2 separate regions of the Homo sapiens genome follow, and region 2 is linked to region 1. The links are chromatin loops, found by intact Hi-C in ENCODE. Cell type or tissue: IMR-90. All regions are shown on one strand. Each heading gives the region's core, and the rest is flanking DNA. Links, peaks and the distances in the headings are about the cores only.

Region 1 (16,078 bases), core at 5,836-8,335:
CTATCCTTTTTATGTTCCCATCATTCTTTGAGAGCTTCCTTGCTTTCTTGTAATAGATGTTTCAGGCGTATCTTTGACTTTGTCTGCTCCAGCTTTGGAATCAGTCATTTCTCCAAGGAGCTCTTGCTCCTTTTATTGATTAACTGTATTTAGAAACCAAGATCTGGGTGCTAGGTATAACTCACTGCTATTGGGATGTTATTGTTTCTAGGCCCTCTTGTCAGACAGATCTAGTAAATACATGAACGTACACATATACACAGCACACACATAGAAACACACATTCATTTTTATTTATTTATATATCAGTCTATAAATCTGTCTTAGAACTTACAACTTCACACTATAACCTCTATTACACTCCAGCATTGCATGGTTTATTCTTACTTTCCCCTTCCATATTTATACCCCTTCTTCCCGTCAGTGAGATATCTTGCTCCCATTATCCATTATCTTCAGTATATTCATCTTTTTTATCAATATTTGCCTTTTTATCAATTGCTTTGTGTTTGACAATCTCTAGAACCTGCGGGTTGTCTTCCTGGCTCTACTTGCCAAGTCCTCCCCAACCCCTAGAATTTTCAGTCCTCGCTGGTAAGGGTGACCTTCACTTTCCCCAGAGCTGACTGCACGTCCCCCTCACCTCGCCTCCATCATGTTGCCATGATGTAGCAACATGCAGGCCAAGAATTTCTCTAGGCCCCAGTGACATGGGGGCTAGGTTTCTCTCCACCTTCTTGGCAGTGTGTGGCTGAGAAAATCCCTGCTCTCCCTTGTCTGTGGTTGAGAGCTCCCAAAGATAGAGTTCAGAATCATCTTTCTAAATCAACAAGAGGCTCTTTCATCTTAATTATAACAGCTTAAACTTTTAGAGTAAGTCAACGTTTACCATCATTTTACGTGTGCTTATTATCAAAGGTGGATCTGAAGGAAAAATGATTGATTACCTTCCTAACCGTTTTAATACTTTTATATTTATTGGCAGAATTTGAGAAGGGTTTGAGCTGTAAAAATAAAGCTCTCCTATCTAATCTTGAGGAGAAAAATGAAGCTTGGAGAGGTTCAGTAACTTTCCCAAGTAACACCACTAATCAGCGGCCAAGCAAGGGCTGAGAAGTCCTGATTCAAATATATGAACTCTACTGTAGCACCATACCCTGGTTTTCTTCCCATCCAGGGGGCTAAAAGAGCAATTTAGAGATCATTTTTAGTGTATTATACAAAATTTAGTATCTTATATTTCTGAATTACCTTGGAACAAAGAGCAATTTAGAGATCATTTTTAGTGTATTATACAAAATTTAGTATCTTATGTTTCTGCATTACCTTGGAACTTTTCATTTTATGCAGCTTTTTTCCCCTAGAAGAATGAAAACCAGGTCCTAGGATTCTAATGCCCATCTGTCAAGTGAGTAGTTTGAACTAGAAGGGAGTTGACATCCTTCTACGTTCTGAGTTTTGACGAATCTGTTGCTCGAAGCACTGCAATGTATTTCCCTGGGAATATGTTGTAACTGCAGTGAGTGTACACGTGCATGCATGTGTGTGTGTGCTGGGATAGAGGCAGAAAATTTTGAGGAAATACAGTTTTATTCCACGTATGAAGACATGACTCCTCCTCTCTGTTCTATAACTGACCCACAGTAAGATTTGGAGCAAGTCATTTATCTCTCCACATCTCACTTTTCTTTCTTTCTTTTTTGAGATGGAATTTTGCTCTTATTGCCTAGGCTGGAGTGCAATGGCGCAATCTCAGCTCACTGCAACCTTCGCCTCCCAGGTTCAAGTGATTCTCCTGCCTCAGCCTCCAGAGAGTAGCTGGGATTACAGGCATTTGCCACCATGCCTGGTTAATTTTTTGCATTTTTTTAGTAGAGACGGGGTTTCACCATGTTGGCCAGACTTGTCTCGAACTCCTGACCTCAGGTGATCCACCTGCCTTAGCCTCCCAAAGTGCTGGGATTATAGGCGTGAGCCACTGCACCCAGCCTACATCTCATGCTTCACATGGGAAGTGTGGAGGTAACTGCAAATTGTCTCACGATGGATGGTTAAATAGCGTGTGGAGAACACTGAGCATTTTTGAGGGAAGAGGCTTTGAAAACGTAGGGGATTTCTCATCCTTTAGAGTAATTATTCCTCATGAAAAATTTTTTGGAAAGGGCATCTGTTGAACTTATTGCTTCACTTGTAATTTCCTCTGTGTATGTGGTCTAGCAGCAGTTATAATAACTCCATACCCCACCATTGTCCTTTCCTACCAACATAGGGGAAAACCTGCTCATTCGTTTTTCCATTGTTTGGCTTATTTGTATTGAAAGGAAAGTGTCAGCTGAGTTTGTTAAAGGACATAATTTGAGATTGACTGGGTTACATTTCAGCCATCAAGCCACTTTGATTAGCATATGTCATTCATCTAGTTTCTGAGGTGTCTATCATGGTACTGTCAAAGTCCTCAAAACGACCTAAACACTAATAATGCTTCTTTGTGGTTTCTATGGCTTGTGTTGGAGTGAAGTGGTCTATTTTTTCTTATATGTAAGACTGGCAAATTCTAGTTGTGCTTTCATAAGTATTAGGACAGTGCTTGCTATTTTTTGTTCGTTAAAGTTATTTTTGGGTTTCTGGAAGTGTATAAGGGAAAATATGGGAAGCTAGTATTGAATGATTAACTGCCTACTAAATGCCTGGTTCTATTCTAGCAACATATATTATTTAATCATCACAAAAATATGTGAGCAAACTGAGCCTCCCTAAGTAATTAGGCTTAGAGAAATCGAATAATTCCTAAATGTTTACACAACTAGCAAGTAGCAAAAATGTCTTATCTCAAGAGTCTGTGCTATTCAAAGTAGCATGGGTTCTTAGCTTAAAAACAAACTTGTTTGTGATATATAGTAAGCCGTTTCCCCCAGACTGTTTTTTTAGGGGCCCAAAGAGGTTTTATTTTATGTTCTTCAAGGAACATAGATCATGGTGTCCTCTGCTTTTGTAAGTCCCTCTGTAATCTGAGCCTGATAAGCACTGAATAATAACAGGAACACCATCACTGCTGCCACCAACAACTTTGAAAACAGGAACTGACATTCCTTGAGCATGAACAATGTGCTGGATATTGTCCTTATCTATTCGTGTGTGTTAACCTGTTTGAAAATAACTCCGTGAGGTGTGCATACTTCTATCATTCCCATTTTGTAAATGAGGAACATGGGACAGGTTTAGAGTTAAGTAACTTACCCAAATCAAACAATAAACTAGTAGTAAAGTTGGGGTGTGAATCCATATACTCAGGAGAATCCACATTTTTGTCTACAATACTATACTTCTTCAGTAAATATTCATGAGTTGAAGAAAACCAATTCTGATTAAGTGAAGCTGAAAGGGAATTTATTATATTAGGAAGACATAAAGAAGCTCACTGAATAAGTAGGAAGCCTTGCTTGGAAAAAAAGCAGGACCATGAGGGAATAAGGAGCAGAGAACACAGTCAGATTGTGCCACAGGAAGAGCTTGGGCCCAGGGCCACTGCTGGTGCTGCTCCTACTGGCCAGCACAGGTACCACACTGTTGGCTGGTGGCTGGCCCCTGGGACACTGGACTTTTGGATCTCCTGCTATTGCTGATGCCACAATAATAAAGAAAATATCTAACTATTCTTTCATCTTTGCCTCACTCTTTAAGATTCAAAGGCCTGAGTAGAAGCAATCACTTGATAGAGCCCAGGTCACATTTTAAAAAGACCAGATTTGGTATAACTTTTGATTTAATTGTTCTGATATATTTTGGGCAGAATGGTAACAGAAAGAAATGACAACTTTCCACCTGTTGAACCTTAAAGATTAAGATATTTTCTCAGAAAAACTTGATCCTGTTATGTGGTAAAATAGGCCAGTAAAATGATTTTAGAAATTGGCAGTTAAAGAATGAGAAGACATTGGTTGCATATTTGTAAATCCAGTTATGCTCTAAGTGACCACTTGCAGTTCATTCTGTTTGGATCATGGATTAAAGAGTATAACTTCCAAATGACTGAATCATAAAATACCTCTGGTTTTCGTGGTTAATTTTAACTATACTTCAAGAAATTCACTTGGCATCAGAAGGTAGTACTCTAGAAAAAGGATGGTGTTTTTTTGTTCACAAATATGGTCGTGATCAGTGTTTTAAGAATTTGTTTTACAGGCCAAAGTTCACTTTAACAACTGCTGTAATAAAATACTTTCCAGCCTTGTCTGATGGCTCACTGATTGTAAGCAGTAATCCAACAGAACTTTGGTTACTGGAACTGGGTCAGGCCATGAAATAAGATTTGACTTTTATAACACAACACTTAGTGGAAATTCATTTTACTAGAATTCTGAACTTAATAATTAAACTTTTTGAGTGCTTATAACATGTCAGGCAGTATGCAAAGTACTTTGTATATCTCTCTCTCATTCCTGGTAACCCTGTAAAGTAAATATTATTGACACTTTAAGGATGGAGCTGATGCTGACAGAAATAACTTGCCTAAGGTCCCACAGGAAATGATGGAGTTGGGTTTTAAATCTGCATTTGTCCTACTCTAAAGCCTGCTTTTAATGACAACACTATTTTGTGGAAGAAAATCATTAATTAAATCACAAGTTAACTTGGATTAGCGTTCTTGGATTTTTAGATCAGAAGATTTTCCTTGTCACTTGTTCTTAGAAAACAAGTTTCTTTTTTTAGATTCAATAACTTAAGAAATGTCATTCCATCCAATTCATTCTCTGAATTAAAAGAATATAATTTTTTTTTTCGCTCCATAGTCTATTACTATTTTTAACATTCTTACACAGGTTGTCATATTGGAGGCATAAGTAGGATGATTTTCTCCCAGGTTAGGTAGATGGGCAGGGTAAGGTAGGTGGTGTGGCATCTCAGATCATCCCTAGTACTCAGAACTGCACGTTATTAAGGATCTGTGAAAATAGTCTGTTCTTTATTGAACCTTCTGTGGGTACCATCTCTCAGTGGTAACAAACTTTCTAAACTTACTGAGCATCTTGGAATAGAATATTTGCTTTCATTTCTCTTCATTTTTCACTTCTGAGCTTCAAGTTCATGTTTTCTGTGATTGAGAAGGCAAGCTTTATTTGGCTGTTATAACTTGTGGTTTTAACTGAGACTAATTTTTCATTTTTCTAAATGTACTTTACTAAGCCTGTGAATTATAGAACTCTCATTTTAGCTTTAAGAAATGCTTACCCCAACCCTTATTATGAATGTTTCCCTCCTGCTTGGTTTACTCTGTATGTTTATAAAACTACTTCCTATGGGCCGGGCACCGTGGCTCACACCTGTAATCCCAGCACTTTGGGACGCTGAGGCAGGCGGATTACCAGATCAGGAGATCGAGACCATCCTGGTTAACACGGTGAAACCCCGTCTCTACTAAAACTACAAAAAGTTACCCAGGCGTGGTGGCAGGCGCCTGTAGTCCCAGCTACTCGGGAGGCTGAGGCAGGAGAATGGCGTGAACCCCAGAGGCGGAGGTTGCAGTGAGCTGAGATCACGCCACTGCACTCCAGCCTGGGTGACAGAGCAAGACTCCATCTCAAAAACCAAAAAACAAAAAACAAAAAAACCTACTTCCTATGAAAGATACTCAAATACAAAGGAAAGAAAAAGCCTTGGTCTTGTTACCATGGCAGTAGCCTGAGTTCAAGAAATGATAGTGGCCGGCCTGAAAAAGCCAAAATTCACTAGTATCATTGACAAAAGACTTAAATAATTTTTTAAAGATTTAATACACATGATTTTGGTCTAATTTGCTTACTAAAATCCTGCTACCTTTCATGTAAAATGTTACCTTGAATATGAAATATGAAATAAATCTGGGCCCAATGTGGAACCCTCCAAAGCCAGATGTGGTACTGGGGTCATGGGCTCAGGGGTTAACAGATTTAAGGCAGCATCTCTGAGCCTCCCTGCAGAGATGGCTTTGTACACATGCGTCCAGCACTACCTGGCCAGGCCTAACACTTTTTAGTCAGATATATAAACATACTCTGGCAGGCAGTGGGGCAAGCTGCTGTGTCTTTATTGTCATGAACATAACTCTCAAGAAAGGTGTGCTTTATATCCAACCAAAGAACCTATTACTTGTGAATGGAAGAATTAATAAGAACCTAAGATTTTTTTTTATTACTTTGCAAAGGGGTACACCACTGTATGTATGGTAGCTACATTTGTTTTTTGTTGGAAGCAACCATCATATGGACAAGACAGAAATTATTTATAATTTGCATGTCATTATGATATTTAAAAAGCTCTATGTCTCTGGACCTCAGGCCAGGGCTTAGAAACGGTTTCATGGTAGCAAACTAAGCATTCCTTGTAACAGGATGTGAACTGCAACAGAATGCTCCAGGCAATGTTAAATTGGGGTGATTTTTAGAAAGTGACAAATGTTTTATGTTTCCTAAATGTGAAATGGGTTCCACCAGCTCTAAACGGCTGCCAAGTTATGTTATCACTTGCCTGCTTTGTAACTGCCTCAATTATTTTCTTCCCCAGCCCTGTATGATGAGATTCGTCAGTTTCGCAAGGCCTGTGGGGAGGCTCATCTTAAAACTATATTAGCGACAGGAGAACTTGGAACTCTTACTAATGTCTATAAAGCCAGTATGATAGCAATGATGGCAGGTAAGTGTTTTATGTTCAAATAATGTTTTCTATTGAATTGATGTTTTTAGGAGAAATTAAGTAAGTGAAAGCATTTAGCTATTATTAAACGTGCTAACCACTTGGAATTTTTTTGCGGGAGGAATCGGATATTTTGTAAAAACATGTTCAATGTGAAGTGGTCAAAAACTCCTGGCTTTCTTCCACATTTTTTTTTGTGTGTGTGTGGCATTTCATTGCTGCACTATGCTTATAAGGCAGTAGATGGCTCTCTTGTTAGTGAATTGCCTTCTGTTTTATTCTTTGATTATTCACTCATCAACATATGTTAGACAGGAATTTCTTTGACTTACTCCTCTCTGAATTTAAGCTTTTCATTTATCTCAGAGATATATATCCATACTATCTGAGACAGCCTCTGCTTTTGTTTGTGTTAATGTTTTAAAATTTAGTGCAGTATCATTGATTTTTATACTTTCAAATATAAGTTGACTTATTCTTTATCTCTGTGAACAGCAGGTCTATCCATTTAGACATCCAAGCTTGCAGCCTAGGAGTCATGCTTGGTTCTTTCTTTTTCTCACCTCACATAAATCAGTGAAGAAGCCTTGAGAGTTCTCTCTAGACCTCTTTGCTGTGTCTGACACATCTTCCCTCCATTCTAAGTGCTGCTGTCTTAGGCCACCATCCTCCTCCACAGGGATTACTTCAGCTGTTCCCCTGTCTTCCTGACTTTTGTTCCCCTCCAATCTGTTCTCCACACTGTCACCACAATTTTTTTTTAATGCTAATTTTATTATGGTACTGCTTGCTTAAAATTCCTTCAGTGGTTTCCCTTCATCTTTATGGTAAAGTGTACATTCCTTGATTCTTATTTTAAAAAGGTCCTTCCTAAGACCCTGGCTGTGCCTCTGCTGTGTCATTTTCCCTTCACACCATGTTCTCCAGCCAGGTAGAGTTACTTGCACTTCTCTGCAGATGGTGCCATCCAACCTTTTGAGTCTTTGTACGTTCTGTGCCTCCTGCCCGGAATGCCTTTTGCCCAAATAACTCCACATCTTGGGGTTCAGCACAGGTACCACCTTTTTCAGGAATTATTTCCCCTGACACTGCTTCTCCCCCTGCTGTTTGGCCCATTATCTCCTCTGTGTGTCCCCACGGCATTCAAGTAAAAGCCCTATCATATAACTTATCACATGACATTGTGATTGAGTGTTGAATTTCTAGGTGTCCTTCTAGGGGCCCTATATTTGGATGAAGATACCTGGTTTCTCTGGTCTTGAATCTGGGCCAGCCATATTCTTGTGTACTTCTTGAGTGCTCTGTCAGGCCTAGTAGATCATTCCTTGGAACTCTACTGAAAATCAGCCTACTAGTCAGCAATGGTGCTGTTGCTCTGGGCACAACTGCTGTATCTAGAAAATATCTGCAGTTGTTATCTGAGAGCAAAATCTCAGAAAAACCTAAGGATGAGAAGGGATGGAACACTTTGAACAGTTGTTCATCAGTGATGTTGGCATTTCAAAGATTCACAGTAGAAGACTCACTGTGCCTCTTAGGAACCTGGGAAAAGCCCCTTGGAGGCTACTTGGTGTACAGGTAGCCCCCCTTTATGCTGCTTGCCAGCACAAGTGATTGTTAGCCCAGGTAACAAAGTAAAAGTTTGGAAACGAATAACAGCAGCCACTTATAGGACATACTTTGTGGTAGCCACGCTGTTGGTTGTGCACATGGAGCTGAGATACTCCTCAGGGTCACATCGGAGCCAATCTTGTGATACCTGTTACCCCAGCTGTTATCCTGGTCACAATGAAAGTGTATTCATTCTGGGAGGTCAGCCAACCCTGTCCTACGCACAGCACCTACTACTCATGATACAAATGTGGTATTAGGTCATCACGCTTTGGAAGCTGTGTCCCACCCTCCACCCATCCTGTCCACAGAAAAAAATGTGATTATAAACATGTCCCTTTATTTCTTCCTGTCTGCTTGTTTCTCTGTTCATGTTGTTTATCCACTTCATTTCTTCATTTAAGCAGTGTTTGTTGAGCACTTAGTATGAGTAATAAAACCGTATTCATGGTGTGCTTTACCAGGTACATTGAAACAATATTCCTTCGTCCTCACATCAGTCCTGGAGTGGAAGAAATCTAGGATTGTGTGACTTGTTTAAGGTCACAAAGCTAATAAATAACCTGTATCACTATTTGAACACTCTGGTCTTCTGGCTCCAGATTTATTGCTTTTTCACTTGTAACATGGCTATTTCCCAAGGCACACACTAGATTTTATCATGAATGAAAGACACAATCTTTGTGAGGCATAATATATGAAAGCATGTAGCATACTTCCTGGCCTATAGTTTATACTTCCTACTCTGTTAAGAAGGTATATAATAGAATTGAAGTATTCTTTGATGAACTTGAAATATTTTGAAATATTTTTTATATTCTTGTCCCAATTTTATATGTAACTTGCACAAACTAATCTCCCCAAAAGTAATTTACAAATTTCTGACTAAATTCTGTATTCTACTTCTGTGGTGGTATAAAAAATTTTTTCTTAAATCAATTTCATTGAGGCAGATTTGCATTCAGTAAAATTCAGGTGTTAGATAGACAGTGTGATGAGTTTGGCAGTTTGCAAACACCTGTAACCACTACTCCCTTCAAGACACAGATCATTTCCATCCTCCTAGAAATATCTTTGTGTCCCTTTATAGTCGCCTCCACTCAGCTCACCTGCTGTCCCCGCTGCAACCACTTTTCTACTTTTATCACCATGCTTAGCTTTGCCAGTATTAGAACATTATCTAATCACATAGTGTGAACTCTTGGGTGCTTTGTTTTTGGTTTGTTTTGCCCTCACTAAAAATAAGAGATAAGAGATCTTAAGGAGTTTGCCTAGAAGTATTTCACTGTGTAAGTATACTGAGTTGCTAAAATTGTTGGCATAATGTTGTTTATAATATGTTCTTCCATTCTGATATCTGTGGGATCTGTAGTTATATCTCTTTCTTTATTCTTGATATTGGTCATTTTTGTTTCCTTTCCTGTTGTTGTTTTTGCTTTTCTTTCCTCCTCTGCTTGTTCATGCTAGGGCTTTGCCAATTTTATTAATCTTTTCAGAGAGCCAAGTTTTTATTTTGTTGTTTTTTTTTCATTACTTTTCAGTGAAAGTTATTTTCTAATTTCCCTTGTGATCTCTTTTGTTATTTAGAGTGCTATTTACAATGAGATATTTACTTTCCAAATATTTTGTGCTTTTATGGATATCCTATTGTTGCTTTATAATTTAAGATTTTGTTATCCTCAGAGAGTATCCATTGTAAGAATCTTTTGTCTTTTGGAATTAACAGTTATTTTGTAGCTCATTTTATGGTTGTATTTAGTTATATGCTTCAAGTGCACTTAAAAGAATGTGTATTTCAGATGTTAGAGCAAATGTCAGATCGAATTGGTTGATAATGTTTTTCAGATCTAGTTTTGTTTTCTTTTTGGTCTACTGGTTCTGTTTATTACTAAGAGAGTGTTAAAGTCTCCAAACATGATTGTGGATTTGTCTGGTTATCCCTTTCGTCTGTCAGTTTTTTCATCATGTATTTTGGAGCTCTCTTATGTATATATACCTTTAGGATTGTTATGTTTACCTGTTGAAGTAGCACATTTGTCATTATGAAACGTCCCTTTTTATCTCTGATACTAGTCCTTGTCTGAATGTCTACTAATGATGTTCATCTGGCCACACCAGCTTTCTTGTGTTTAATACTTGCATGGTATATATTTTTTTCCATCTTTTTATTTTCAACCCATCTGTGGCTATATATTTAAAATGTATCTCTTGTAGGCATTTCTTTTCTAATCTATTATGACAGTTTCTACTTTTTAGAGTGTTTTATTCATTTACATTTCATGTAATTGATATAGTAGGAGTTAAGTCTGTCATCTTGCAAACTTTTTCCTGTTTGTTTGAATCTATTTTTGGTTCCTCTTTTCTTGCAACCTTTTGGGTTCATTAGCTATCTTGTAACATTTTGTATCTTCTGTTGGCTTTTTATCTACAGACTCTTTGCACAAAATTTTTAAGTGGTTGCTCTAACAATGTGCATCCTTAATTTTTCACAGTCTACTTGGAATTAATGTTGTTTCACTATACATGTCACAAATGGAAGAACCTTACAACAGTTTAATTTACATCCTCATTGGTTCTTTGAGTTATTTTAATGTTCTTTTCTATATATATTACAAACCTCTTACTACAATGATACGAATTTTTAACAGTCACTTGTCTTTTGAGGACATTAACAAAGAAAAAACTAAGATAAGCTAGTATTTTATGTTTTCCCTAAATGTATCACTTTAGTCTTTATTTCTTCCTATAAATATGAGTTTCCATCTTGTATAATTCAGTCTGGGAAACTTCCCTGGGTATTTTTTGCAGTACAGGTCTGCTGATGATGAGTTCTTTCTGGTTTTATTCGTCTGAAAATGTCTTTATTTCACCCCCATGTTCTAAGGATAGTTTGCTGAATATAGAGTTCTGGGTTGAGCATTTTCTTGTTTCAGCCTTTAAATAAGTCATTCCATTTCTTGGAATCCCATTTCTTCTTGTTTCCTTGTATGTAATATCTTATCTTACTCTAGCTATGGTCAATCAATATTTTCCTTTTGTCTTTTTTGTTTTCCCAGTAATTTGACCACAACCGACCTAAGTATGGTTTTCTTTGTATTTATCCTGAACTTTTCTGAGCTGCTTGGATTTGGAGGTTGATGTTTTCTAACAGTTTAGGACGTTTTCAAAACCATATATATGTACTTTTTTTTTTTTTTTTTTTTTTTTGAGACATAGTCTGGCTCTGTCACCCAGGCTGGAGTGCAATGGCGTGATCTCAGCTCACTGCAACCTCCACCTCCCAGGTTCAAGTGATTCTCCTGCCTCAGCCTCCTGAGTAGCTGGGGTTACAGGTGTACACTACCACGCCTGGCTAATTTTTGTATTTTTAGTAGAGACAGGGTTTCACCATATTGGCCGGGTTGGTCTGAAACTCCTGACCTCAGGTGATCCGCCTACCTTGACCTCCCAAAGTGCTGGGATTACAGATGTAACCCACTGTGCCCAGCCTAAAACCATATTTTTAAATGCATCTTCTACCCCATTCTATTGGTCTTTCCTTCTCGGACCCCAAGTACATGAGTGTTAGACTATTTGATATTATCCTATAGGTTACTGAGGTCCTGTTTGTTTTATTTTTAATCTTCTTTTCTCCTCTGTTCTCCTGATTGGTTACATGGATCTTTATTCAAGTTCTTTTGTCACAGGATCTTTAGGGTGTCGCTTTGCCAGTCAGAAACCTCCGTGCACTTCTGCTTGAGTTTTGCTCCTGGTTGCTGGACTTGTTCCACCCACTTGGCCCGGCAGGCTGCACTTGGCTCACACTGCTGGCCTGGGTCGCACAGCTGCCAAGGGCAAGCCAGGCGCGGAGTGGCAAGGGATGTGTGAGTGAGTGCACGCGGGGTCCAGCCACTGTGCACAGCCAGGCACATCAGCTGCGGCAGGGTGGGCAGCTCCAGGTGCAGACTCCATGCGAGGCTGTGGCTGGACCAGACGTACCACAAGCAGCTTCTGCTGTGGGCACCAGCATCTGGACAAGGGGAACACATGGTGCCCAAAAACTTGGAGACACCAGGAACCACAGAGCCCCAAAGAGGGTGTTACAGCATGTCACAGGCCTAGCTGGGGGAGCCCTGAGTTCTGGGCTCCCAGAAGGGCCGCAGCTCCTTCTTCCTTCTCGTTACCTGCAATGTGGTGAGTCGGGGGCATGTTTTAGCCCTGTTTGTGTTACAGCTCTTTCAGTCCCGCCATTTGGTGGGTCCTGAGTTCTTGTCCTGTGTCCAGGAAGAAAGAAGTACTTGGACAACTGGAGGGTGAGCAAGGCACAGAGGAGCTTCATTAAGCAACAGAACAGCTGTCAGGAGACCCAAAGCAAGTAGCTCCTTTCTGCAGGCAGGTCATCCCAACAAGTGTCCAGCTCTCAGTAGAGAGGAGACCTGTAGTGGGTAGCTCCTTTTTGCAGGCAGGTCGTCCCTGTGAGTGTGTGAGTCTGACTGAGTCTGAGGTTTTTATATGCTCAGAATGAAGGAAGTGCATGCTGATTGGTCCATGGGCGGCCATGGATGGGCCTGGAAAAAGCACCATCGGACTGCCTGAATGGTCATCAATGAAGTTCTCACTCCAGGCTGTGGCCTTCACTCAGACCTGGCAGCCTGGTTCCCAGGCTTCAGGCCATCCCTGGCATGAAGGTGGGGCTTCACCAGGGACCCATCCCTTCCTGCCTAGGAACCTGTCTGCCTCCCACCACCATCATCATGTTGTCCACGGCACCCAGGCTATTCACACTGAGGGGCGCCTGCAGACCCACACCAAGCTGCCCTCAGCCCCTTGGCCTTTCTCCTATGCTTGTTGTCGCCCAAAGTCCAGAGGGGGCCAAGGCGGTGGGAGGCTGGCGTGTCAGCGCTGCCCTGAATGTGTGCACACTCAGCCAGATTGCGGCAGCATCCAGGCTCAGCCACAGCTTTGCTCCGCAGTGGAGAAGGCTCCAGGAGTAGGGAGAGGCCAGGGAGTGGGACCAGGTACTTCTGAGCCTGCAGGGGTAGAGGGCTTCCCAGGCTTCTAAGAGCACAGGAATGCCTGGGTCTGGAGATGTGGCTTGTTGGATGCAGCTGCCCCTGGGAGCACAGGGCTCCTGCCCTACCAACATGGTAGAGGGTGGAGCTCCCACCTGTTCCCAGACCTCACCAGCTCCACGGAGTGTGCAGCCCTAGCCACGCCTCCCCCGCTGCAACTGGCATCCCCACGGTGGCTGCTCCAGACAGGCCACTGCTGCCATCACTTTGATCCTTATTTTCTATTTCAAATTGGCTTTTAAGCCTATCCAGTGAAATGTATGCTGCTGTACATTTTTAGTTTAGAATTTCCATTTGATTCTTTTTTATAATTTTTATTTCTCTACTGACATGTCCCCACTTTTTCACTGGTTGAGATCATATTTTCCTTTAAGTACTTGAGTATATTTGTAATAGCTGATTTAAAGCCTTATGTGCTAATTTGTACAGCTGGGTTATTTCAAGGGTCTGTATTTTGAGCTTTTAATTTTTTAGTGCCTGAGTTTTATTGTTATTTATAGCAGGAGGGCGAGTCTGGTGACATTCTGTTATGTCTGTTATTCTTCTCTGTTTTTGTTTTCCCATTAATTTAGAATCAGAATCTCAAAGGGAAACCATTTGTCATTACATTCATAACAATTTATTTTATAATTTTTGTAGCCATTTAGATTATGGTCAAAAAGAAATTCTTTGGAGACCAGGTAGAGATATCTAACTATGTTAGTCTGGTCTTACACATCATTGTAAGTAAAATTGTGTTAAACAACTTTGGTCAACTAAATGTTAGTAGTCTAAACTGTAAGGATTATTGGTTTAATCTTGTTTAGAAATCTTTCAAAATGTTTTAGAGCAAGGAACACAGTCAGAAGACCAGAACTCTTGTTCTGTCTTGCATATTTTGTGACCTTGAACAAATAAATTAATCTGGTTATCAATTCAAATGCAGCAAGGTATGTGAGTGCATCATAAACTGTAAATAAAGTACTTTGCAAGTTATTGAAAAATATTAGTATACCTTCCTTCTCCATCCTACGTCAATAAGAAAGGAAACATAATGAAATCTTTTTTTTTCTATACTCTTTCAAGGCATTATTTAGAGCATAACCCTTCAAAACCATTTGGTGTAGCTGTAGGGGAGACAAATGACATTGAGCTGGATTTCTTTCTGTACTGATTCCAAAGCTTACTATATTAGCAGAATTGTTCAATGAATCTTATATTTGAACTTACTTTGCTAACACTTGCCTCTGTATTCAAAAAGAAAGGTACAAAAGAATGATTAATTGAGAATCACAATTAGATGTGGTCTAGTTAATGATATGTTTGTGGTACGCTACTTTCCATGTTCTTTTTTGTTTTGTTTTGTTTTTAGTTTTATTTTTAACTTTTAAGTTCAGGGGTACAAGTACAGGTTTGTTACATAGGTGAACTTGTGTCATGGGGTTTTGTTGTACAGATTATTTCCTTACCCAGATGTTAATCTGAGTATCCATTTGTCGTTTTTTCTGATCCTCTTCCTCCTTCCACCCTCCAAACTCCAAAAGACCCCAGTGTCTGTTATTCTCCTTGATGTGTCTATGTGTTGTCATCATTTAGCTCCCACTTATAAGTGAGAGCATTTGGTATTTGGTTTTCTGTTCCCGTGTTAGTTTGCTAAGGATAATGGCCTCCAGCTCCATCCATGTCCCTGCAAAGGATATGATCTCATTCTTTTTTTATGGCTGGATAGTAGTCCATGGTGCATATATATACACCACATTTTATTTATCCAGTCTATCATTGATGGACATTTACATTGATTCCATGTCTTTGCTGTTGTGAGTATTGCTGCGATGAACATATGCATACATGTGTCTTTACAATAGAATGATTTATATCCCTTTGGGTGTATACACAGTAATGGGATTCCTGGGTCGAAAGGTATTTCTGTCTTTAGATCTTTGAGGAATCGCCATATTGTTTTCCATGATGGCTGAACTAATTTACACTCCCACCAACAGTGTAAAATAGGTCCTTTTTCTCCACAACCTCGCCAGCATTTGTTATTTTTTGACTTCTTAATTTTATCCATTCTGATTGGTGTGAGATGGTATCTCATTGTGGTTTTGATTTGCGTTTCTCTAATAATCAGTGATGTTGAACTTTTTCTCATGATTGTTGGCCACATGTATGTCTTCTTTTGAAAAGTGCCTGTTCATATCCTTTGCCCACTTTTTAATGGGGTTGTTTGCTTTTTCTTGTAAATTTGTTTAAGTTCCTTAGAGATGCTGGAAGTTAGACCTTTTTTGGATGCATAGTTTGCAAAAATGTTCTCCCATTCTGTAGGTTGTCTGTTTATTCTGTTGATAGTTTCTTTTTTAGCCATGTTTATGTAACAGTTCTTTTAAATTTTTTATTTTGGATGCCATAGCAGCAACATCAGCTCTTCAGACATGTATCCAAATAAAAATCTTTTAACTGACAGTCACTTAATCAGCAGCTGTAATTATCCAGAACCAAGGCAGGAACCAGAAACAAATAAAAGCATTTTAAATAGATGAAAAATATATAATCGAATCTATCATACAACAACAATGTCATAATAGCTCAAGTTTTTTGAGCATTTACTATGAGTTGGACAGTGTTTCGATGATCTATGCACATTTACATTTAATCTTCACAGCAACCCTATGAAGTAGGTACTCTTACATGATACAATTAGAATATTAGTCAGAAAGATCTTTTTGCTTTTGTTCTATATGGTCATTATTGATGTTTGGAAACATTCC
Region 2 (16,078 bases), core at 5,790-8,289, 1.7 Mb after region 1:
GTGGGAGAAAAACAAAGTAGAGTATAGGAGAAGGCAATAGACTATTTCAGAACTGTTCCCTTAGTCAGTATTTTCTTTTCTTTTCTTTTCTTTTCCAGATAGGTAATTCAATTTTTTTTTTATGAGATCTCACTCTGTCTCCCAAGCTGGAGTGCAATGGTGCTATCACGGCTCACTGCAGCATTGACCTACAGGAATTAAGCGATCCTCCCACCTCAGCCTCCTGAGTAGCTGGAACTACAGGTGCATGCCACCACATCTGGCTAATTTTTGTACTTTTTGTAGAGATGGGGTTTCACCGTGTTTCCCAGGCTGATCTCAAACTCCTGGGCTCAAGTGATCCACCTGTCTCAGCCTTCCAAACTGCTGGGATTACAGGCATAAGCCACTGCTCTCAGCCTTTAGTCAGTATTTTACAAACTCCTTTGAATATAAATACCTCCTAATTCACTTGTTAAATATATGGTTTCCCTAACACCTAGCTTGATGGGAACTAATATTTTGCATTTTAAATAATACCCCAATTGAATTTTTCTCATAAGAGGATATTAGAAAAAACTGCATTTAACAACACTGGCAATGGCTGTTGAAAAGAAAATAGAAATTGGTATTTAAACACAGGGAATATCATTTGTAGTTTGTGTAATAAATACATGTGAGATTAAATGCATAAAGTTCTTGTTATATAGTATGGATTTTATCTTCGTCAAAAAATTATCTTGTTATATTGACGAAGTTGCAAGTTCAAGAACTCTAGGATATTCTTGCGGCAAGGTCAGAACTGGTTAGATTTATCATATAGATTGTGGTGCCTAAGATTTACATCATTGTTTATATATTTCTATCTAAAAAATTGTCCTCGGTTTCTTAATTCAATAAGCCTATACACTGAACAGGTATAGGTGCTTTTTACTTATACCAAACACGTACACACAAAATATATGTCAGTGAATAAATAGATTTGTATTTACTTATTTTTAAAAACTTTTATTGTAGGTTCGGAGGCACATGTGAAGGTTTGTTTTATTACGTAGGTAAACTTGTGTTATGAGGGTTTGTTGTACAGATTATTTCACCACCCAGGTATTAAGCCCAATACCCAATACTTATCTTTTCTGCTCTTCTCCTTCCTCCCACTCTTCTCCCTCAGGTAGACTTCAGTGTCTGCTGTTTACAGTTGTCATATTTGTTCTGTATTTTGCTTTGTGGTAGCAATCCTTGTTACAGGTTTTCAGGCCTAAAGCTTTGAGCTGGTTCACCTGTCTGACATCTTTCCTTCACACCTACAACCAGAGAATCCTGGAGACTGCTCAGTGTGGCTGAACATAGATGAGCTATACACTTGCAACTCAGAGCTGAAAACCTTAATCCCTGAAGTAATCTCCTACAGCCTTCAGGTCTTTGGATAATTAACACTTTTATTGAAAATCTTAAAAATCTACTGGAGAATATTTCTAGAGTTTTACAAGATTTTGAAGGTGTGATTCTCTTTCAGTACAGTGAGTTATGCCATTAAATTCCCCCAAATACCTGAAAAGCCCATATGTTTAACGTGCATGCTCTTCCATTGTAGGTTGAAAGCTAAGTGCAAAGGTATAGTATCTAGGGTTCTTCTGTGTCCGTTAGACCAAACCACATCCTATGATGTTTTTGTTACTCTTAAGATACTGTTATTTTTCAATCTTTGCTATTTTTAAAATCTATGTAGGAAAAGGAGATGTGAAAGAAGCAAGAACAAAAAGCCCACCTTTCTCACAATGATTTTGCATTCTCATTTCCATATCTCTTCAAAGGGTTTGGCCTAATTTGGGGTAGGTTTTCATCTCACTAAGTCAGTCCACCCATGCTAATTCAACGTTGCCTTAAGTAGCATAGATATCAAAAGTATATCCTGCTGCTTAAGTATACTGCACTCTTCATTAAGGATTGAAGGATATATGTACAAGGTAATGAGTACCCATGTGAGTTTTATAACCATCATGAAAATTGGTTGCTTTTCCATGGCTGTTTCTTGTATCCCGATTTCAAAGCCCCTTCCAATGCCCCTCTCCCTCTTTCTCTTTCTCTGTCTCAATACTCTCAATGGAAACTTCACTGATAATACAGTGGCAATGCATTTAAATGTTAAGTACTGCAAGGAATATTTTTATATTAAATACATTTCTAATTTAGGTTGGAAAATGTTTGCTATCCAATTGGTAACTTATTTGCTAATAAAAGTTATAGAATAAAAGCAACCACTCCTTTCCTAATCTAAGCAGTTGTGTCCCATGGATTTATGCAAATATATAGGAACTTGAGAGTTTTCTAAACCATCCTCATGTAGCAAATATTTGGAAATTTGAAAAATAAATGAAATGACAGCTTTGGCAGTGTTGGCTTTCTAGTTGGTATAATACGCCTCTAAATGAAGTTAAAGTCTGATATTTGTTAATTATACTTTCATCTCTAAAAAGTACCTCTTACTTCTATTGTTCTTCAGCGACTTCTCATATCTGTTACCTCCTTAGAAGATGAAAATAATGGAGCATCCCAGCCGTGCAGAAGGATTATTTATACTGATAAAGGACCCACTGGGATCCACCATAATTCAATAGAGCATCATGTTGACAATGGGCCAGTAGCCAGTATTTTACCTTTACTCTCCTAAAGAATGAAGCATTCTTAGCCTGACTCACCTGCACAGTTTCAGGATAGATGCATCAGATTTGCTGTGCTGAAAGGCACTGGAGTAGAGGTGCCCAATCTGGCCTATTTGCAGATCCACATAGATATCTTGTTAAAAATAAGAATATAGAGCTTCACCTCAGACAGAATGAATCTTAAAATTTTCACTTGGGTTTCATGAAACTATACTTACCACAAAGTACTAATTTTCAGAAAAAGAAACTACGAACAGAAGTTACTTAGTGGTTTGTGCAGGAACTCACATTTTCAGTGTCCCCATCTATTTTCACAGTTACAGCATGCTGATGAATATATTCTAAGAAACACAATGGGAATAAAACATCTCACCAAACCATGAACTCTTTATAACAAAGTCTTTGCTAACTTGTGGCATAATCAGTATTTCCACTGCACATCTTGTGCCTAATCCTATGTAGAAACTGGAAGAAAGAAGTTTAGCTCTCTTGAAACACTACACCAGGAAGCATTTGTGTATATGTTGCCAATATTCAATCAGATTTAAGACAAAAAATTTTAAACAAATTACATACTACTTTACTTTGGAAAAATAAAACATATATTACATAAAATAAACTATATGTTTCTTTGGAAATTATATTTTGATACTGAAAAAAGTCATTGGGTATTAATAGTGTGATTTGGTTTAACTAAATTCATTGTCATGGTTTTTACCCTTTATAATATTTTTATATATATACACGTATATATATATATATATACGTGTATATATATATTGTGTAGGTCTTATTTACAAAATATATGCATTAGCTTAAGAGAAAAAATAACAAATTATAGTAAATGTGATAACCTGTTGTCTTTTTAAAATTTCACTTTACATAGGTATGTCATATGTCCTATTTCATTAAAATAAACTTTTTTAATATTACTGTGCTGTTGAATGATTCTAGCTTTGTAATGGTTCTTTTTTGAGTTTATAATATTTTATTAACAAAAACATGCTTTCATTTAATTACAGGAAATTATCTAGATTTGATTATATTTTATTTTTTTTTTAATTATACTTTAAGTTTTAGGGTACATGTGCACAACGTGCAGGTTAGTTACATATGTATACATGTGCCATGTAATGGTTCTTAAAATAGTTTAGGAGTATTCTGAATATTGTGGAAGATGCTGGACTCTATGTGGTGGCTCTAACAACATACAACTTTCTGTCCCCCAAAAGGGGGTTGATTTGCTTTGCTAGTTTCCCCATTATATAAGAGTCCAAGTGTTAAATACTAAGTTAAAATTGGTCTAGATGATAAATACCTGAGAGGATGTTTGGTTTATTCTTGCACCTTCGCGTCTGGAAGCATCAGGCACCCGTGAGAGTCCCTGATTTAAGCTCTGCTCACTTTCACCTTTGCATAAAAAAGCAGAACACATTCAACTGTTATTTTTAATCGTTCTTTTCATAAGTAATACAAGTTTTCTTGTGTGTTGCGTGTGTGTGTGTGTGTGTGTGTGTGTGTGTGTGTGTGTGTGTGTGTTTTCTAAAGAAGCAAAACAAAAATGATGAAGCAAAAAAAACAATCTACAACTTCGTAATTTGCCAGTTACAGCCGGTGGTGCTTTTACATTGCTGCTGCCACCTAGTGGCTACCTTGTAGAAATCTATCCGCTGGTTCTCGGGAAAGAAACTGCAGAGGGCTCCTCAAACAACGTAGCAAGCAGTCAAAATTGATTTTCCTATTGTGTTAGTCCTCCTTGCAACATAAACATGTCCTAACAGAAGGAAAATATTGCTTATTAAAAAACGTCCTTAATCAACAAGGAACAGAGTAGATGATAAAATCCAATGAATGCTTTGGAGAAATACAACTTATTTAACTTGTATATGCAAATCCACGATAGCATCTCTTTTTCTGTGATTTCAGACTTTCTGTTGTTATTTCATATAGTAGATTCACTGGTTTCCACAGAGTAAAACGGGAAAAAAAAGAAGTAGAGATGGGTTAGAAAGACAGATGAGAAGAAACCTGAGATAAGCTCTGTGTTTTGTCTGCTAATTTGTTGCTTTCTGGGTCCTAAATGTGATGATTGTGGTAATTGTTTGTGTTGTGGGCTTTTCCCCCAATTTTTCTTTATACTTTGCATTGTACAGAAAAGAATGAGCCACCCAGAGATTATAGTTGACTGTTCATCAAGTAGGGCAAATGAGCCAATGTCCTTGGAAATGTTTAGACAGAAACAGAGCATCCCTTCTGGTTTCCTGAGGCAATTTCAAGGGAGAATTAATTTATTTACTAATTTTCTGAAGAAATAGGTGACCACTGACTTGAAGTAGGATTGGTGTTTAGAGCACAGAAATAAAGATTAGAAGTGCGCAAGCTTGTGGCAATACAAAGCAAATATATATATTAGTATGTTATATATTATATACTAATATAATAAAAGATTAGAAATGTTATCAGAATATCAGAAATGTCAGAAATATTTTTACCACTTCAGCCTCACATCACAAAAATTGGCAATATCGTCAGCTATTCCTGTTGCATATCTCAAAACATCATTCTACACAGTGAATTTATATTACATGCAGATCTTTATCATAAGCAGTGTGGTGCAGAAATCCTGTTATAAAGAAAAATGGACAATATACATTTTAAAGAAGTAATGGAAAAGTATAACGGAGTTATCCAATGGTAATTCAGACAATACTTGGGTGGTATATCAACCAAGGTACAATAGGAAATAGCAGCTTGGAGTGATTTATCTACGTTCTTAAAGAGAAGGAATTTCATACAGGAGATTAGGATACAAGTCATGAAATGCATTAGAAACCCTAACTCAAAAGCTGGGAAGTACAAGAAGCTGCTACCACTCCTCTACTTGATCATCAAAGGACAGAACTGACAGTACACACAGGAAGAGACCAAGGCCACCCAAAAGAAGCCTATACATGGTAGACCAGTCTAGGTGAAGGGGAAGCTTTGAAGCAGATACCACTATTGCTAAAGAAGCAAGGAGAAAAGCTCTGACACTTTCTTTACCCTTACCCTACAGTCATATGAGCAGGTCTTTAATTGGCTGAAAATAGTAGGAAGCCTGATGAAAAGTGATCCTAAATATGTAGCGTGCAAAAGTGATGATCTCCCAACATAGAATAGAGATAAGAAAGGGAGATGAATGAATTTAAGATCAAAACAAGCCAAGACAGGCATCAGTAAGGACAGTAAGAAGCACAAAAACCAAGAGGACTGACAGGGGAACAGAACATGACCTGAAGGATGAAGGAAGTATGAAATATAATGAAGGAGAAAGGAAGGAGAAGAATATATCAGGGCAGCAAAAATAATAAGGCAGGATTCCAAGGAAAGACTGTGAATGGTGTTATCAGGAACAGCGAGGAGAAGACTAGACAATTTGAAAAAGAGCATGCGGCATCTAGACAAGTTTGGAGAGTCAAGAAGACTTGAATGCTAGAATAAGAAACTGGAAATCAATTCTATAGACTATCCATTTCCAGAAGCTTATCATACAGGATGATAGTTCTGGAAGATGCTACAGCAGCTTGCTTGTTAAAAGGATGTTCATTGTCAAAGAGTTGGGGAAATGTTAGTTTTTAGAATCTTTTATATGCTACTGTGCTCTCTGGATCCATGAGATGTATATCATAACGTAATATAAAGTTTCATAAATGTGTTTATTATCATAATGTAACAAAGTTTCATAAATTTATTTATTTGTATATTTATAATACATCTTATTGGTCTAGTGGTTTATTACAAGGCACTCTGGAAAAACTGCTAAATAATTTTGAAATCCTGCCATTTGCCAGCAAACTGAATGAAGAGTGAGATGTTCATAAGGCAACTAATTCCCAAAGATTGAAATAAGTAAAAAAATACTGTTATAAGAAACTTGAATTGATTCAAATTTCCACTAATTCATAGTTTATGATCCATTCCCTGGAATTATACTATTAATTGAAAATATGTTTTAAAAAAACAAGTGTTTTAATGGGTTTTAATGTAAAAGATTTGATCTGAAAAAGACAGCTAATATTCATAATTACAAATAATTCTCATGTATTCACTGAAGTAAAATGATGGGGCTTTTCATTCAGTCAGGAGTTTTAGTTGCTCAAATATTTTTATGAAACAGTTTAAGGTTATTCTGATTGAAACTATTATCTAATTTGAAATTGTTCCAGGCCGTCTATTTAGAAGGTCAAAGTGGCTCTAGACAGAAATGTTTAAAACTACTGAAACAAACCTCATTGTTCATGGGTATCCAGTAATAAGAAGGAAAGAATTAACAGCAGGCCTGTAGCACACTCCTTCCATACAGGGACACTGGAGTGGTGGGTGGAGTCTGACTTTGGACAGACCTCTTTGCAAATATTAATAGAGTGCATTGATGGAAACATGCTAGGAGTCTTTATCTATAAAATATTTTAGGTGGATATACCTGACCAGTCTAGACTGCTTATTGTAGATAAATCTGGGATTTATGGTTTGTGGAACTTGAATGTCTGGGAAATGAAGAGTAGTTACATAAGCTGTCAAATTAGTGGAATACAAAGCAGGGACATTTCAAAATTGAAATGGCTCATTTTTGAGTTTAATGCTTTTGCATATATTGCTAATAAACCTCATAGTTAATCCTACACCAAAATGCCAACCAGGTTGGAACAGAATTGATATTTTGGAGAGCTGAATTTGAAAATTTCGAGTTCCTCCAGGGAATATCTTGATGTTTGCTTGTATCATTTGAGTCCTGAGCAGATCTGGTTCCTGGTTAAGATCCTCAGTCTGATTTAATATTTCAACCCTTTTTGACAACACAGATTGGTAGAGTAGGCATGATTAACTTTTAGACCTGTAAATTATGATCACTCAAACACTTTTTAATAAGAAATGAGGGTTTCATAATGAGGGTGTAACATAATGAGGGTTTGTTGCCGGAATAGTGTATTCTTGTTATGAAGTAGCAAAAACCTTGACTCCATCTATGGAGGGAAAGATTTAACAGTGGAATTTATGGGAAATAGGTTTAGATCTAGGGAGATTAGCTAAGTGAATACACAAATAATGTAAGTTTAAAGAAGGTTATAAAACCATGCTATTCCCTAGCTGGTGATAGCAGTCCTCATCAAACACAGAAAAAAAGACAGACTTTTAAATCTTTTTAAACGTCAAACATCAAAAACAGAAAAAAAAGAAAGACTTTTTTTTAATTGATTACTGAACAAAGACATTGTATTCAATCATAACCCAGGTGACCTCAGATTCCAGAGGTTACTCTGGTTAGAGCTGGGGTTCTTTATGAAGACATCAAAGAACGAGTCTGATGAATTCCTGTTAGCATGAATTATCAGAAAAAAGAAGTGATTTGGGAGCATGTCACTAATTTTATATACATTTGAATGAAAGGGGTTATGTCTCAATTCCAGATGGCGGAAAACTATTGTGAGAAGCGGCTTTCAGATGGTTTAATATATACCTTGTAACAATGGGTAATGATAAGGTTTCTGAAGGCTTATACCGAGTGAGGTAACCTCCCTACACTCTCCTTTACCAACAGATGGAATGACTTTCTTTCTTTTTTTTTTTTTTTTTTTTTTTTTTTTTTAGATGGAGTCTCACTCTGCCACCCAGGCTGGAGTACAGTGGCAGGATTTTGGCTCACTGCAACCTCCACCTCCTGGGTTCAAGCGATTCTCCTGCCTCTCAGCCTCCCGAGTAGCTGGGATTACAGGCATGGACCACCATGCCCAGCTGATTTTTGTATTTTTGGTAGAGATGGGGTTTTATCATGTTGGCCAGGCTGGTCTCAAACTCCTGACCTCAGGCAGTCTGCCCGCATTGGCTTCCCAAAGTGCTGAGATTACAGGCTTGAGCCACCGTGCCTGGCCACAATACTACTTTCAAAAGAGTACATAGGTGCAAGCAATCCAGATTGGCTATACCTGATCAGATTGACACACTTAAATTCATGCTATTTGCACAAACCCTGGTAGATGCAAAAATATATCAACTATGCTCCAGGGATTTGGGGTCATTGAGGAGGAGAGGAGAGGAGGGAGTAAAATAATATTCCAAAAACAGCAATTGGTCTGCTAGCTAAGTGATCATGCGTGGGGCTGAATGATGAAGAAAACATTTATGCTATACAAAAAGATGTTACTATGGGGGATGGGTGGAAGGAAAGAAAGAAAAGAAAAGCAGGGAGAGGGCCTGATAACCGACTTAGCTGAATGAAGTTTTTCAGGTGGCTATTGAAAAATAGGAAAAAATGAGGAAACTGACGGGGCTGCCATCATTAAGCTGGTGGGATGTTACAGATGCTTGAGGGGATAAAACATCTACTTTAGCACCTCCCTAACCTCTTAAAGTGCTCCCTCAATTTAGTCAATATATCCTCTCCTGGACAAATTCAAATCCAATCATGAAGGATTTAGAATGAAGAATGCTTAAACAAAGAGCCGAATTTACACTATCAGTTAAAGCTATAGATTTGAAAAAATATAAACTACTAGGTTGATATCTATTCATCTTACCCATAGTGGGGCATTAAAGGCCTTTTGATTTTAAATATTCCAGTAATTTTATGCAAAACTATCACTGGATACAATTTCTCATTGTATAGGTATTCCCAAGGGGGATAGAAAGAAATGGTCAAAGGTAAACCAGGATTATATAGAGATGTCCTGATAGGAGAGTTATGCTACAAATTAGAAAATGTGACTAGAAGAAATATTAAATATTCTGGGTGATACGATTTGGCTCTGTGCCCCCACCCAAATCTCATGTCAAATTGTAATCCCCAGTGTTGAAGGAGGGCCCTGGTGGGAGGTGACTGAATCGGGGGGCGGACTTCCCCTTTGCTGTTCTCATGATAGTAAGTTCTCACGAGATCTGGTTGTTTAAAAGTGTGTCCACTTCCCACCCCCTCCTGCTCCACCATGTGAAGATGTGCCTGCTTCCCCTTCGCCTTCCACCATGATGATAAGTTTCCTGAGGCCTCCCCAGAAGCAGAAGCCAGAAGCCAATTAAACCTCTTTTCTTTGTAAACTACCCAGGCTCAGGTAGTTCTTTAGAGCAGTGTGAAAATGGACTAATACACTGGGGTTGTGTTGTTGTTATTGACATGCACAATTGGAATGAATATTGAGTCTCAATGAGAGATTCTGCCTTTACTACACTTGCATGAGTTAGCCCTTCCCTTGGTTTCAAATGGACATGATAAAGGAGAACCTTTATAATTGCCCAAGCCCTTATTGGATGTAATAAATAAGAAAATGGTAGTAGAGGAAGTACAGTGAGTGTTCTTAACCTCTTTTTTTCAACAGCCTGTCTGGCCCGCACATGAGGCAAACTGATTATGGAAATTAAGAGTGCATTGCTAGGGATCAAAGAAAGTGCTCCCCACTATTTCTTTAGCTACACCCAAGAGAGTAAAGACTATGCAAGAAGTACCTGAAGTGTGCAACAGGTTACAAGTGATTGAAAAAACATGAAAGACTTGGCTAAGGACTTTTTTCCATACCCATTTTGAGGTCCAGCCAGGCACAATTTGCGTTTTTATGGAATAACGTTCCATATACATATATTTTTTTTCACGTGGATACTTGAATTTACAGCCATACTGTCATAATTCAATGTGATAAGCCTTGAACCTGATGACCATTAAGAATACTTTATGGCCAGGTGTGGTGGCTCATGTCTGTAATCCCAGCACACTATGGGAGGCTGAGGCAGGTGGATCGCTTGAGTCCAGGAGTTCAAGGGTAGCCTGGGCAACATGGTGAAACCCTGTCTCTACTAGAAAAAAAAGGAAAAAATTAGCTGGGCATGGTGGTGGGCACCTGTAGTGCCAGATACTCAGGCAATCTGCCTGGAGGCTGAGGTGAGAATTACCTGAGCCTGGGAAATTGAGGCTACAGTGAGCCCTGGTTGTCCCAGTGTGCCCCAGCCTGGGTGACAGAGTGAGCCATTGTCTCAAAAAAATAATAAAACTTTACTGAACTACATTCATAATATCATGATAATTTTCTCCCAGAGAAAGCAGTGCAAAGAGTTAAGGGCTGTGGTGCTTTATAGCCTGTTGAGACTGACTGATTAAAATATAAATCCTGGCCCATTCTGTGAAATTTTGCTAAGTTATGTGGGACAGAGAACAGAGACATCCTTTGAACTTTGAGAAGTAAATTATTATCTCTTACTTACCTCTCTGATAAAGAATAAGCTTGGAGATTGGTGGGACTGTTTGTGGAGATCACATCAACCCACCTAGGAATGCTGCTGAACTCTATGACTAAGAAGCCCAAAGCTCTTAAAAGTTCTAGATTGTGGTTGGAAAAGCCAGACTAAGTGTTTGGGTATGTTTAAAATAGACATTTTTGCTGAGATAGAAAGTAGATTGATTGTGGATGAAGAAATACTGAAAAATAGTAAATATATACCACTCAGAAGAGCAAGGAAAAGCTAACTTCTTTTAAGCACTGTGGTTTATGAATTGGCTCTATCACCAAGCAAGTGCAGGCTGGCACTGAGGGAAATCAGGTAAAATGGAACTACAGAACAGTGGAAGAGCCACAGATTTGTACCACTGGCTCTACTTATCTGTGCTCTGTCATTCTACCTCCCATGGCCAACTCCACATAGGTAAATTAGACCTCTATAAGAAGAGAGATTCTTAGCTTGTAAATAATATCCATGAGAACATCCTACTTACTCTGCCCAGAGTTGTTCTCTGCAGTACTCATTGGTAGAATTGGGTTCAACGTAGAGAATATTTAGACTATGCCATTAGCTCAGAGGATGGTGGCATTGAGGTTCCCATGCAGAGTCTTACAACATTCTTACAGGTAGTGCAGTCTGAAACAAAACTCTGGGATAGATTAGCCATGCTTCTGACATATTGTGACATTTCCTGTATAAAACGATACATAATCTGTATAATGTTTTAAGGAAAAAACTACGAATTCCTGATTCTACAAACACGTACTGGAGTGAGAAAATAAAATATATAAAAGATCAAAAGCCATTGTTACTTAAATGTGAGACTGAAGAGAACAGCAATATATAGAGATTGCAGGCCCAATGTGTGATTACACTCCCCATGCATTTTAAGGGCTGTGAAAGAATATCTGATTTTTTTTTCCAAAGTCATATAGTAAATAGATAGCACTAACAAAGTCAAATATTAATAACCAAGAACTACAGATCCTCAAATCCCCTTTCCCCCAACCAGCAAAACCCATAGAAATTTACACTGACCAAAGTAAATAGAAAATAAAAGTCAAACCACTTAAACGGTTGACATTTAGGGATAGAGCCAGGCACTTGCTTTATCTTTCAGAATTACCAGGGTTATAACATTAACAGAAAATAAGTGATATTATAGACATGGAGTAAAAGTTGGAGTTAAGGTCCAATGAGCAATAGTTTAATTAATAACTGCTGGTGATTAACATAATTTTAAATTTTACCTTGGCAATAGAGAACCGCTTAACTTTGCACATCATAACTGCCTTTTCTTTTGATTTTCTAAATAGGAAAGAACTAGTTTAAAGAAAAATAGCATATAGTCATGGCTATGTAGGTTATACCCCAAATTAATTTTGAACTGATTAGTTGTAACGAACAGAGTTGACTTAGAATATAGGGTATCTCATTGACAAATTTTTTTTCTCTGTTTCTCTGTTATGCTGTCCTTTTGGAATATAAATTTACAAATGCATTCTTTTGATGAATTACTTGACTGACCCAGAACAAGAATAGGGTTTACCTTATTAAATTGTTATAGTATAGTCCAAAGGTTGTTCTTTTTGGTGAATGTTCATGATAGGTGACCATGGCCAAGTATATAATGACTATTGTCTTTAAATGTTGGTTTCAGGTTCTGACTTTCACTCTGTGGTATACACTGTGAGAATGCTTAATAGAAAGAAAAAGAAAAAATCATAGTCTCTTCTCTAGCCAGACAGTACTAGGCATGATGATGTTTGTGGTAGTGTGGGTACTGAAAACTATCAGAAAATAAAGGTAAAATAATAGGAAACAACAATTAACCAGTCAGAAATGTCTTCTGTAGAAAAGGAGAGGGCTCAGTCCTTCATCACTTGAAGCCATTTCAGCACCGAGTAATCATAACTTCAAAAATGTCTGGGTATAACTTTTATTTTGGATACAACTTGCTGCTCTACCCAATATCTTTTGCTGTGGAATCTTTTATTCACTATTAGTCCTCCTGAGAAAGAGTGATTTTTTTAAAAGAAACTTTTCACAGGAGTTTTACAGAAAACATATTACCTGGCCGTCTGAGATTCAGGGAAATCTGAATGACTATTCCTCTCTCAATGCAAAAGAAAATGTGGCAGAAACCAGGAACTGTGAATTCACTGGCTACAGGTTTTAAAAATCCTGACATGTAAAAGAAATATTAAATTTAAAAAGATTATACGTGGTTTATTAGAATTTCTAAAATTTATTTGACTTTCTTATGATATTGCTAAAGATGTTAGGCAATGCACGTGACTTTTTAATTCTTTGTGATGTCTGTATCAAAATACACAAAGCACTATACAAGTTATGTAATCTGTGGACCCTAGATTATTTTCATTGTCATCATCAGAAGAGGAAGAGGAAGGAGAAGGAGAGCCACAACAATGATGCATCAGTTACAACAACATGAATGAGAAACAAAAACAGTGAGGATAATTGAAAACCTATTACATGTTTGACACTAGGCACTTAGCATGCATTTTTTGTTACTGTTTTGGTTATTCCAGTAATGCTATAAATAACTGTTATCTTTATTTTATAAAGAAAGGAAATGAGGCCTAGAGAAGTGAGGAAACTTGCTGAAGTTCATTAATAATAATGAGCATGTGGCTTTCAAGTTCAGTCCAACTGCTCATATTTGTCTCAGAGTTCACCGAGCAACTCGTATAGAAAGTGTCCCTTGGCTCAGATTCAGAAACAAGAATTCTATTATACGTTGCGCTAAAATCTTTCTATCAGAAAATAAATAAGACTCAAGCAGAGACACATCTCACATCATATCCTGACACAATTTAAAATAAGCTTTTTCCCCCTTTATGCTGCCAAATACTAAGGTAAGTTAAAAGCCACAGAGAAAAACAAAATATTCCGTATTTGGGGCAACTTCCATGGGGTGGTTTCCCAGCAAACTTGCAGAATGAGAATGCCCTCCTTCCTCCCAAATATTCCCATATCACCCAAAATCTATCCTGAGACAATCCTAGAAATGCTAACAATTTGAAAATGAAAGCTTTCATGGAGAAGATTTTCTATCCTTTCTCTTATACACAATAATAAAACAACTGAAGATGATAAAGAGCATTTGTCTTTCAGTGAATATGGGAAATGTCAGAAAGTGGCCGCAATTTTACTCATAATATATCTAAATTTAAAAGAAAAGATTTGCATATAGGTAAATATTATTAAACAAAGGTGCCATATTTCTTTAGAAGCATTTTATTCCTAGTTCCTTCAATAAGCCTTTGACCAAAGTCTGCCCTTGAAAACACACAGAAGACTTCCACTAAAGTCAAACATTATGCATACACATTTCTAGGACCAAATTTGGCCTGATGCTTAATTAGTGTCTGGCTGTGATTACATCTGTAGTGTTGAATTTTCAAATCTAAATTTTCAGTGTTGCAACAAAACTTTGTCAAATTTCTTTAATTTCTGCAGGGGAAAACAACATCAAGAGTAGTTTGATATTTTAGACTGAAAAAAATGTTTTTCCTTAGTTTGCAACAAATATCTCTCAAGTTCAAAAAAGAAGACAAGTCATTTAAATAGTGAAATTCTGTAAATAAATAAGCATTGGCCTCTTGAGTTTGACTTTTGGATGCTGAGAAACTTTCAAATAATATTGTTCTGGGCAATGGGTACTGCTGTTTTTTCTCTCTCTTATCTGAGGAACGAAGGGCATTTTCCCCTTTTTTTCTTCTCTTTTTTGTTTCTCTCTGTGTTTTTTCCTTCTATTTCATTAATCATTCACAAGTAGCTAGCTAGTAAGTATGATTCAACTCTTGTGAGACAAATAAACCCATACTTCCCTGTGCCTTACTGCCCCAATTTTCCACTGTTTATCTCACACATCAGTTACTAAGCTGGGTAGAAAATTGTCTCTCTTAGGAGGGGTGTTCATTACTATTAAAGGGCGTTTATTTATATATATTTCACTAGGGTTTGTCATTTCTTTTTGTATCTTCAGTTGCAAAAACTTACTTCATACTGAGTTTCAACTTGAGGAAAAGTTAAAAATCTATGCTGTGAAACTTTTTTGAGTATTGCTTTCAGCTTTACAGCCGTATTCTCCAAGGATCAATGTAGTCACTATTTGCAAGATCAAATGGCTTGACTATAATGTACATTACATATAAAATACTTTATCTGAAGTGCCCCAACTGATGGAGGCTGGCACTTTCATATAAATGGCCTTTGAAAATAAAAATTTGGAACTAGCATGTATTCTGTTAGTCTAACCTCAAATTCATTTTTCAGTCGACAACAGCTGGGCACAATTTAAGTTGATTACGGTTAGCTATCGTCTATTTTATATTTTTAAGCATCAATTCTAGTTAGTTGGCATGAAGTGTTTCAATGATATTTGATGTTCAAATAGTGTTCTTAAAAATTCTCATCACCTCAAGGCTACCTGCATAGCCCAAGGCAGTATCCTCACAATGCTACAGAAGCTGACAGGAAAGTGAAAAATTCTTTCAACTGGTTGTTACTGATCTCAAAGTAAGGCTATGTTCTTCAGCACTCCTGTATCCATTTTATTTCTTAGAACATTTTTTGGTCAATTACATATTTCTTAGGAACTGAAGTTAACTCCTTTTACATACAAGTATCTATAGGGTCTGGGTAGCTTGATATCAACCATGGGCATTTAGGAGACTGTCCTTTTGTTGGGCGAATCTTAGACTTTACTAAGAGTCCGACTAAAAAGCAGCCCCATAAAGTTAAGAAAATGGAAAAAAATACTGTATTCAGTTACCTGTTCTGAATAATCCAAGGTTATAAGACATTTCTAATTTCCTGGGGTCCCAGGTCACATTATGTAGTTAAAATATTATGTGGTTAAAATGAATTGCTACGTAGATAAAATGTATTATTTGTAAATATTGTAACTTATTGCCAATGAAGATAAATTTTTTTCTGTAATGTAATATTGACTTTTATAACAGCAAGAAAATCTTTCCAATAGTCTATAATTGATGATGTAGACTTCATGTGACATGATCAAGAGTTATAACTTAACATATATTATTTCTAAGTTAATATGATTGATAATCTGTATGTCTGAATTCTGTTATACAGAAGAACCAGGAAAAAATAATTACTTCCATTAGAAGCCTCCAAAATCTTTTTATAGACTATAATCAGTGATATGA

The links. Peaks named below come from ENCODE experiments on the same cell type or tissue, not always from the same donor. Only the 100,000 strongest peaks of a DNase experiment are listed, where the experiment ranks them.
Region 2: a loop joins it to region 1, with 20 times the contacts of the local background. A loop is called at or near these places in 6 of 110 quality-filtered maps.

The regions. Positions count from the first base shown.
Region 1 is chr12:15,975,768-15,991,845 of GRCh38, forward strand. It overlaps DERA (deoxyribose-phosphate aldolase), which reads left to right. Exons shown (of 9, transcript NM_015954.4): 6 at 6,541-6,669. Among named protein-coding and RNA genes, the nearest start is that of DERA, 72 kb to the left of the region's middle. In IMR-90, for the core only: a CTCF peak has its summit at 6,898; a DNase peak (open chromatin) is centred at 6,914; H3K27ac peaks cover 333 bases.
Region 2 is chr12:17,637,927-17,654,004 of GRCh38, forward strand. No RefSeq gene overlaps it. Among named protein-coding and RNA genes, the nearest start is that of MIR3974, 27 kb to the right of the region's middle. In IMR-90, for the core only: no CTCF peak of the experiment used is centred there; no DNase peak of the experiment used is centred there.